Linked DNA regions of Homo sapiens: region 2 is linked to region 1. The links are chromatin contacts, found by POLR2A ChIA-PET in ENCODE. All regions are on one chromosome and are shown on one strand. The core of a region is the stretch at or near the end of the contact, and the rest is flanking DNA. Distances in the headings are between cores, read along the strand shown. Region 1 overlaps CAMK1D (calcium/calmodulin dependent protein kinase ID). Region 2 overlaps LOC105376434 (a long non-coding RNA gene).

What was found. ChIA-PET counts read pairs that join two places held with the same protein, here RNA polymerase II (POLR2A).
Region 2: POLR2A ChIA-PET joins it to region 1 with 12 read pairs in activated naive CD4-positive, alpha-beta T cell. The contact joins two enhancer-like sites. POLR2A ChIA-PET finds 5 or more read pairs at or near these places in 2 of 52 experiments (activated T-cell and activated naive CD4-positive, alpha-beta T cell).

What each region holds. Positions count from the first base shown.
Region 1 is chr10:12,604,098-12,607,479 of GRCh38, forward strand. All of the region lies in intron 2 of CAMK1D (calcium/calmodulin dependent protein kinase ID), which reads left to right. Among named protein-coding and RNA genes, the nearest start is that of MIR4480, 27 kb to the left of the region's middle. RefSeq lists an enhancer at 1,656-1,705. Within about 2 kb of position 1,759, at least 28 of the 41 ENCODE cell types and tissues checked have a DNase peak (open chromatin) inside an H3K27ac peak, as active enhancers do.
Region 2 is chr10:15,194,044-15,197,425 of GRCh38, forward strand. The region is part of intron 1 of LOC105376434 (a long non-coding RNA gene); the gene reads right to left. Among named protein-coding and RNA genes, the nearest start is that of FAM171A1-AS1, 13 kb to the right of the region's middle. Within about 2 kb of position 2,133, at least 4 of the 41 ENCODE cell types and tissues checked have a DNase peak (open chromatin) inside an H3K27ac peak, as active enhancers do.

The DNA.
Region 1 (3,382 bases), core at 509-3,008:
CTGTCACCCCCCATCATAAATACTTATCTGTCTGCATCTCAGACAGAAGTGAGCCTCTGGAGGCCTGGGACCCGTTCTTATGTATCTCTGTAATTCTTAGCACCCAACCAAGCCTGTGCCTGGTACAGAATCATCGTTCATTGTGAACGAATGTCATAGAACACAGGCAATGCAGGGAGATGGGGGTTGCGCAAACAATTCAGGTACAAATTCCAAGGATGGTGGAAGTTGGGAATAGGGAGTGGTACAAGTGCCAGCGTCTTTGAAGCTGACAGGCGTTAATAAGGAATCAGATAAACAGGGAAAAAATACAGTGAATCTGACTTCTTAGCAGAAGTGTTTGGCCGTGTTGGCCCTTGGGAAGCTGAACTTTTGCCTCACCCGAGACGCCATCAGGGTGCTTGGCTTCTCTGGAGAACTTTCCAGAAGTACTTACTTGATGCTATTCAGAGTCTCAGAAACTTGAGGGCCACTTTTAATTATCTCCAATGGACTCATTCCCAAGAATAGTATTAATTTACCACCTGCAAGTGATATTTTGAGCATTTCTAGGGAGTTGCTTCAAATGTTTCAGGTTCCAGTTGACTTTGGAATGTATATCCATCATCTGTCATGTGTCTAAGGTATATGATTCCCTGTAGGTGCCAGGAGCTCCCAAAATAGAAGGAAGGAGTGACTACTTGGGTAGTATGAAGCATCTTTAAACTTAGTTGACCAAAGCACCCTTTTCCTGGAGACTAGTGTGCCATGGAACCTCACTTTGGGAAATGCAGATCCAATGCAATCCTTTTTTTTCTTTTTTTTTTTTGAGATGGAGTCTCACTCTGTCGCCCAGGCTGGAGTGCAATGGCGCAATCTCAACTCACTGCAACCTCTGCCTCCTGGGTTCAAGTGATTCTCCTGCATCAGCCTCCTGAGTAGCTGGGACTACAGGCACCTGCCACCACTCCTGGTTAATTTTTTGTATCTTTAGTAGAGACGGGGTTTCACCATGTTATACAGGATGGTCTCGATCTCCTGACCTTGTATCTGCCTGCCTCGGCCTCCCAAAGTGCTGGGATTAGAGGCATGAGCCACCGTGCCGGGTACCAGTGCAGTACTTTTATTTTACAGAGAAAATAACAGGCCTGGCTCCATGAAGGCCATGAGGCTAGGAAGGTCTGGCTCCTAGGTCAGGGCACCTCCCTGTGAACCATATGGCTTCTAATATATAGTGTGATGGTGGATAGAAACCATTCAAGTGTGTGTGTGTGTGTGTGTGTGTGTGTGTATGTGTGTCAAAGAGAGAGACAGACACACATATATACACCCCTTGGCCAGAACTTCACTACTGTGGCAGATAGTATTTGCATCCGTGCCATCTTCCAAAAGCATTTAGCCCTGGCTGCCCACCCCTGCCCAGCACCTGGTGATTCCAGGCCACTCAGGGGCCCACTCTGACCCTCGGTGGCTCTTCGCCACCCTCTTCTCTGTGATCCAAGCAGAACTTCTGCAGTACAGTTTGTGCCCACTCACTTCAGAGAGATGATACAAAACACTTCTCAGGAGTGAGCAGGTGACAGTTGGGGAGGAAGGAGGGGAGCCCTGGGGGCTGCGGTGCCACTGGCAGCCCCAGAAAACACTGCCGCATTGCCCAGCTCTGCCTCAGCCCTGGGCTGTCCTTGGACAGGGCCATGGGATGCCACTTCCCTCTCTCTCCCTTTGGCAGAGAGCCCTCGGAAACAGGAGTTATTGAGAAACCAAAAGTAAACAGCTCAGCCTCTCCCCGGGGCCTGTGGAGCCTGTTGCCCCGGATGGATGGGGTTAGTGCCAGCAGCTGCTCAGATGATCTGTGGGGCATGTTCTGGGGTGGAGGGGGCTGGGAGCCACGGGGCAGAATTTGGCCGTGAGAGAAGCATTGCAAAGGTCATCGTAGGCCTGACTTCTAGGGCACATCGTCAGATCGAGGTCGGAGAAAAGGCAAAACTGCAAGCCCCTTCCTCATGCTTGCTTCACAGCCACGCCGCTTGGAGTTGAAAGCAGCCAGAATAACCGTTTCCTTTGAGTTAACAACGCAGGTGCCGTCATCCTCCTGTGAGCCGCGGCTGCTCAGGGACCACAGGGGAGGGAGCGCGGGGCCTCTGAATCGGGCATCACTTTCTGCTCTGCCCCATGGGCCCCTCACACACAGCACCTACTAGGGACAGACAGTTCAGGAGTCAGAGACAGGGATGCCAGGCGACCCCGGCACAGAGTCGGTCACGCACGTTTCCTCCACTGTCCTGACCTGCCTACTTCCGCCTAACCCATTTGGCTGAGCTGGTACTGATGTTCTTAAGATGGCAAAAATCAGTCGATGGGGCTTGGGCTCTGAGATCTGCCTGATAGTTGTAGGAACCACGGACGGCCCTCCCTGGGCAGGGCTCAGAATGGATGGCTGGATTTTAACTCGTGGTTTCCTGATGGTTTGGGAAGGACATTTGAAACATCCTCCTCTGTGGAGTCTCCCTTTGCCCCATGCCTAGAACCAGGGGTTGCACGTGCTCATTTCTCTCCTGCCGTATGTATAATCAGGGCTCTCATGCGTTGATCCCTGTGGCGTCTCGGGCACCACGCCCAACTCTGAAGTCTGTATGTGCCCTTTAATCACTCGGAGATTGCTGGGGATTGGATATTATCATTCGCAAAGTGTAGATGAGAAACCTGAGGCTTGTCTTGCCTGTGTTCTCCAGCAAGGAAGTGACAGATAATTTTTTTTTTCTTTTTTTTGGAGATGGAGTCTCGCTCTGTCACCGGGCTGGAGTGCCGTGGCGCAGTCTCAGCTCACTGCAACCTCCGCCTCCTGGGTTCAAGTGATTCTCCTGCCTCAGCCTCCCTAGTAGCTGGGAATACAGGCGTCCACCACCATACCCCGCTAATTTTTGTATTTTTAGTAGAGACGGGGTTTCACCATGTTGGCCAGGATGGTCTCAATCTCTTGACCTCGTGATCCACCCACCTCGGCCTCCCAAAGTGCTGGGATTATAGCATGAGCCACCGCGCCTGGCCCAGAAGTAACAGATAATTTAAGCCCAGTTCCATCTCTCTCGTCCATACGTGCAGCCACCTGCCAGTGGAGTGAATGCCCATTTATGCTTCTTTCCCTTCCGGCCTCCCTCCCTTTCTTCTTTCCTGCCTTTCCAACTGGGCTTTAAAGCCAAGTAGAAATTTATCATCTGCATGTCTCATTCTGTGCATTAGTGAGGCTAATCCAGGGTTTGCTGTATGAGAACCTCCTAGTAAAGTATCTGAAAGCATCGCTGTAAAGGATAAATTTGTCATGAGAGGTGTTGTGGGTTCTAGGGAGAGACATTCAGAAAACCACCTAGGCCGTTTAGTGAGGTGTTCATTTTCCAATAACATC
Region 2 (3,382 bases), core at 883-3,382, 2.6 Mb after region 1:
TGCTTCACCTTTTTTGGTTCGAACAACGTGAGATAATCCCAAACCAAACTTGAAAATTATCCACCACACTTATTGCTAGGACTCCTTGCACGAGTGAGCTGTGAGGACAGAACCCTGTTGTACTTATCTCTGCATCTCCAGGACTTTGTTTTGTGCTTGTGTTAGGCTGTTCTTGTGTTGCTATAAGGACATACCTAAGACTGGGTGATTTATACAGAAAAGAGGCTTAATTGGCTCACGGTTCTGCAGGCTGTATAGGCATGGCACTGGCATCTGCTTGGCTTCTGGGGAGGCCTCAGGGAGCTTTTATTTCTCAGTGGAAGGTGACGTGGTAGCAGTCACATCACATAGCGAGAGTGGAAGCAAGAGAGACAGGACGGGCATGTGCCACACTTATTGATTGATTGAGACAGAGTCTGGCTCTGTCACCTGGGCTGGAGTGCAGTGGTGCAATCATGGCTCATTGCAGTCTTGATCTTCCAGGCTGAAGCAATCCTCTTGCCTCAGCCTCCTGAGTAACTGGGACTATGGGCACATGTCACCATGCCCAGCTAATTTTTATTTATTTATTTATTTATTTATTTATTTATTTATTTTTGAGACGGAGTCTAGCTCTGTCGCCCAGGCTGGAGTGCAGTGGCGCAAACTCAACTCAGTGCAACCTCTGCCTCCCAGGTTCAAGCAATTCTCCTGCCTCAGCCTCCCAAGTAGCTGGGATTACAGGCGCCCGCCTCCGCGCCCAGCTAATTTTTGTATTTTTAGTGCAGATGGGATTTCACTGTGATGGCCATGCTGGTCTCAAACTCCTGACCTCGTGATCCACCTTGGCCTCCCAAAATGCTGGGATTACAAGCGTGAGCCACTGCGCCTGGCTGATTTTTTCAAATTTTTAGTAGAGATGAGGTCTTGCTATGTTGCCCAGGCTGGTCTCAAACTCCTGAGCTCAAGTGATCCACCTGCCTTGGCCTCTCAAAGTGTTGGGATTATAGGCGCGAGCCGCTGTGCCTGGTCCATGCACCTTCAAACAACCAGATTTCACATGAAAGAACTCACTATTGCAAGGATGGCACCAAGCCACAAGGGATCTGTCCCCATGACCCAAACACCTCCCACCAGGCCTCATCTCTAACATTGGGATTACATTGCAACGAGAACTGAGTGGGACAAATATCCGGACTATATCAGTGCTTATTGCATAGTACTTGAGACATAACTGCTAAATAGGGCATGACACTGAATAAACTAAAACAGCACGCACTATCATTAGAGACTTGATCCTCTCTGACATCAGCCTTTAAAGACCTGGATATGAGCAACGGGAGTCAATGGAAACACCGGCAAGAGAACAGTGGACGGCCGGGCGCAGTGGCTCACGCCTGTAATCCCAGCACTTTGGGAGGCCGAGGCAGGCGGATCACGAGGTCAGGAGATTGAGACCATCCTGGCTAACACGGTGAAAGCCCGTCTCTACTAAAAAATACAAAAGAATTAGCCGGGCGTGGTGGCAGGCACCTATAGTCCCAGCTACTCAGGAGACTGAGGCAGGAGAATGTCATGAACCAAGGAGGTGGAGCTTGCAGTGAGCCGAGATCGCGCCACTGCACTCCAGCCTGGGCGACAGAGCGAGACTCCGTCTCAAAAAAAAAAAAAAAAAAAAAAAAAAGAGAACAATGGACTAAACCTAACTCTTACTCAACAGGAAATTATTACTTAACAGAATTTGCCCATGTTCTCCAATAAAGAAGGGAAGGGGAAATAGTTAAGGCAGATTCAGATTAAAAATAGCAACTTGTAATTTATGCATAGATATTTTTCAGCCATCACGCCCCCACATATCTTCGGTGTGGAATGCTTTGGATAGATGGCGCCAGGAAATCCATATGTAGGGCAAAAAGCATGGGAAAAGATTCCCCAGTTAGATCATGCTCCTGATGTATTATCTCTGAAGGTCCTCAAAATTATCCTTTTTTTAGAGTAGAAAATCCATTTTGAAAGGGCTCCACTTGGGCTGGGCTGGACGCTACTGCATATCACCAAAGTAGGTCACCTCTGTGTGGACAATGAAGCCAACCTCAGTTTTAACCTTGCATTAAATCTGCAAAGGAGGAGATTGGACCAGGTGACCTCTGACGGCCTTCTGGCTCCACCTTCTGTGATGACGTCAAACCGTCAGACGTAGATCTGGAAGCAGTGACCCTCTCTCTTTGCATGAGTTTCTCTTTTTTCTCTGAGTTACAGTTTTGAGGGCAGCTGCTAATTTTTTTAATCCCTCGAATAACTCAGTTTTAGGAACATTCGCTCTCCCTAAGCCTTACCTTGAAACCAGTGTAGGATTTTGCTGCCACCCCGGAAGATGCTGAGTGGACTCAGCTTCCTATCCGTTTTCTCCCTCTGGTGTGAGCCCACACTCCCGGCGCTGGGAAATGGCTCTGTTCTAGGAGTGCGGCTGTCATCCTCTTCCTCTGCCCAGTGCTCTCTGCTACATCTTTTTTTTTTTTTTCTAAAACACAATCACACAACTAGCTACAAATAAATCCCTCTTGCCACTGCCTAGGAAAATGGTTTTCAAACATTATGATTTTCTTTTAACACTCTTTTTCTCTTTCCTTCTTTTCTTCTTTCTTTCTTCTTTTTCTTTCTTTTCCTCCTTCCTTCTTTCCTCTCTTCCTTTCCCCTTCCCCCATCTCCCTCCCTCCCTCCCTCCTTTCCTTGCTTCCTCCCTCCCTCCCTCCATCTCACTATGTCACCCAGGCTGGAGTGCACTGGTGTGATCATGGCTTCACCTCCCAGTCTCAAGTGATACTCCTGCCTCAGTCTCCTGAGTAGCTGGGACTACAGGTGCACGTTACCACATGTGACGTTTTTTTTTTTTTTTTTTTTTTTTTTTTTTAGTGGAGCTGTCTCACTGTGTTGCCCAGGCTAGTCTCCAACTCCTGGGCTCAGGTGATCCTCTTGCCTCAGCTTCCCAAAGTGCTGGGGTTATAGCTGTGAGCCACCATGACCAGCCAACGTTATTTTTTTTCTAAAAAAAGGTGGAATCGTTTTTGAAACAGTAATTGCCTAAGACCCGAATACATGACTCAATAAAGATCGGAAGATGTCACCTGCCCGGGTTATCTTCCCACCCCCAGAACCCTGATGCACTTCAGAATAATTTTAAAATCAATTGCTCTGGATACTGAAGAAACGAAGAGTATGAGAAAAATAAGCATCATTGGAAACCATCTGTCTGCACCCGTAGATATCACAAATGTGTGGTGAAAAAAAAATAAGACCAACTTGGGCCTGCTTTGAAGAGAGCTCTCTCTGGTTCTTTCATTCTCCCTTTTATATTTATGGATGCATTATGACCTGGGTCAACCAAAAAATAGAAAAATAAAGT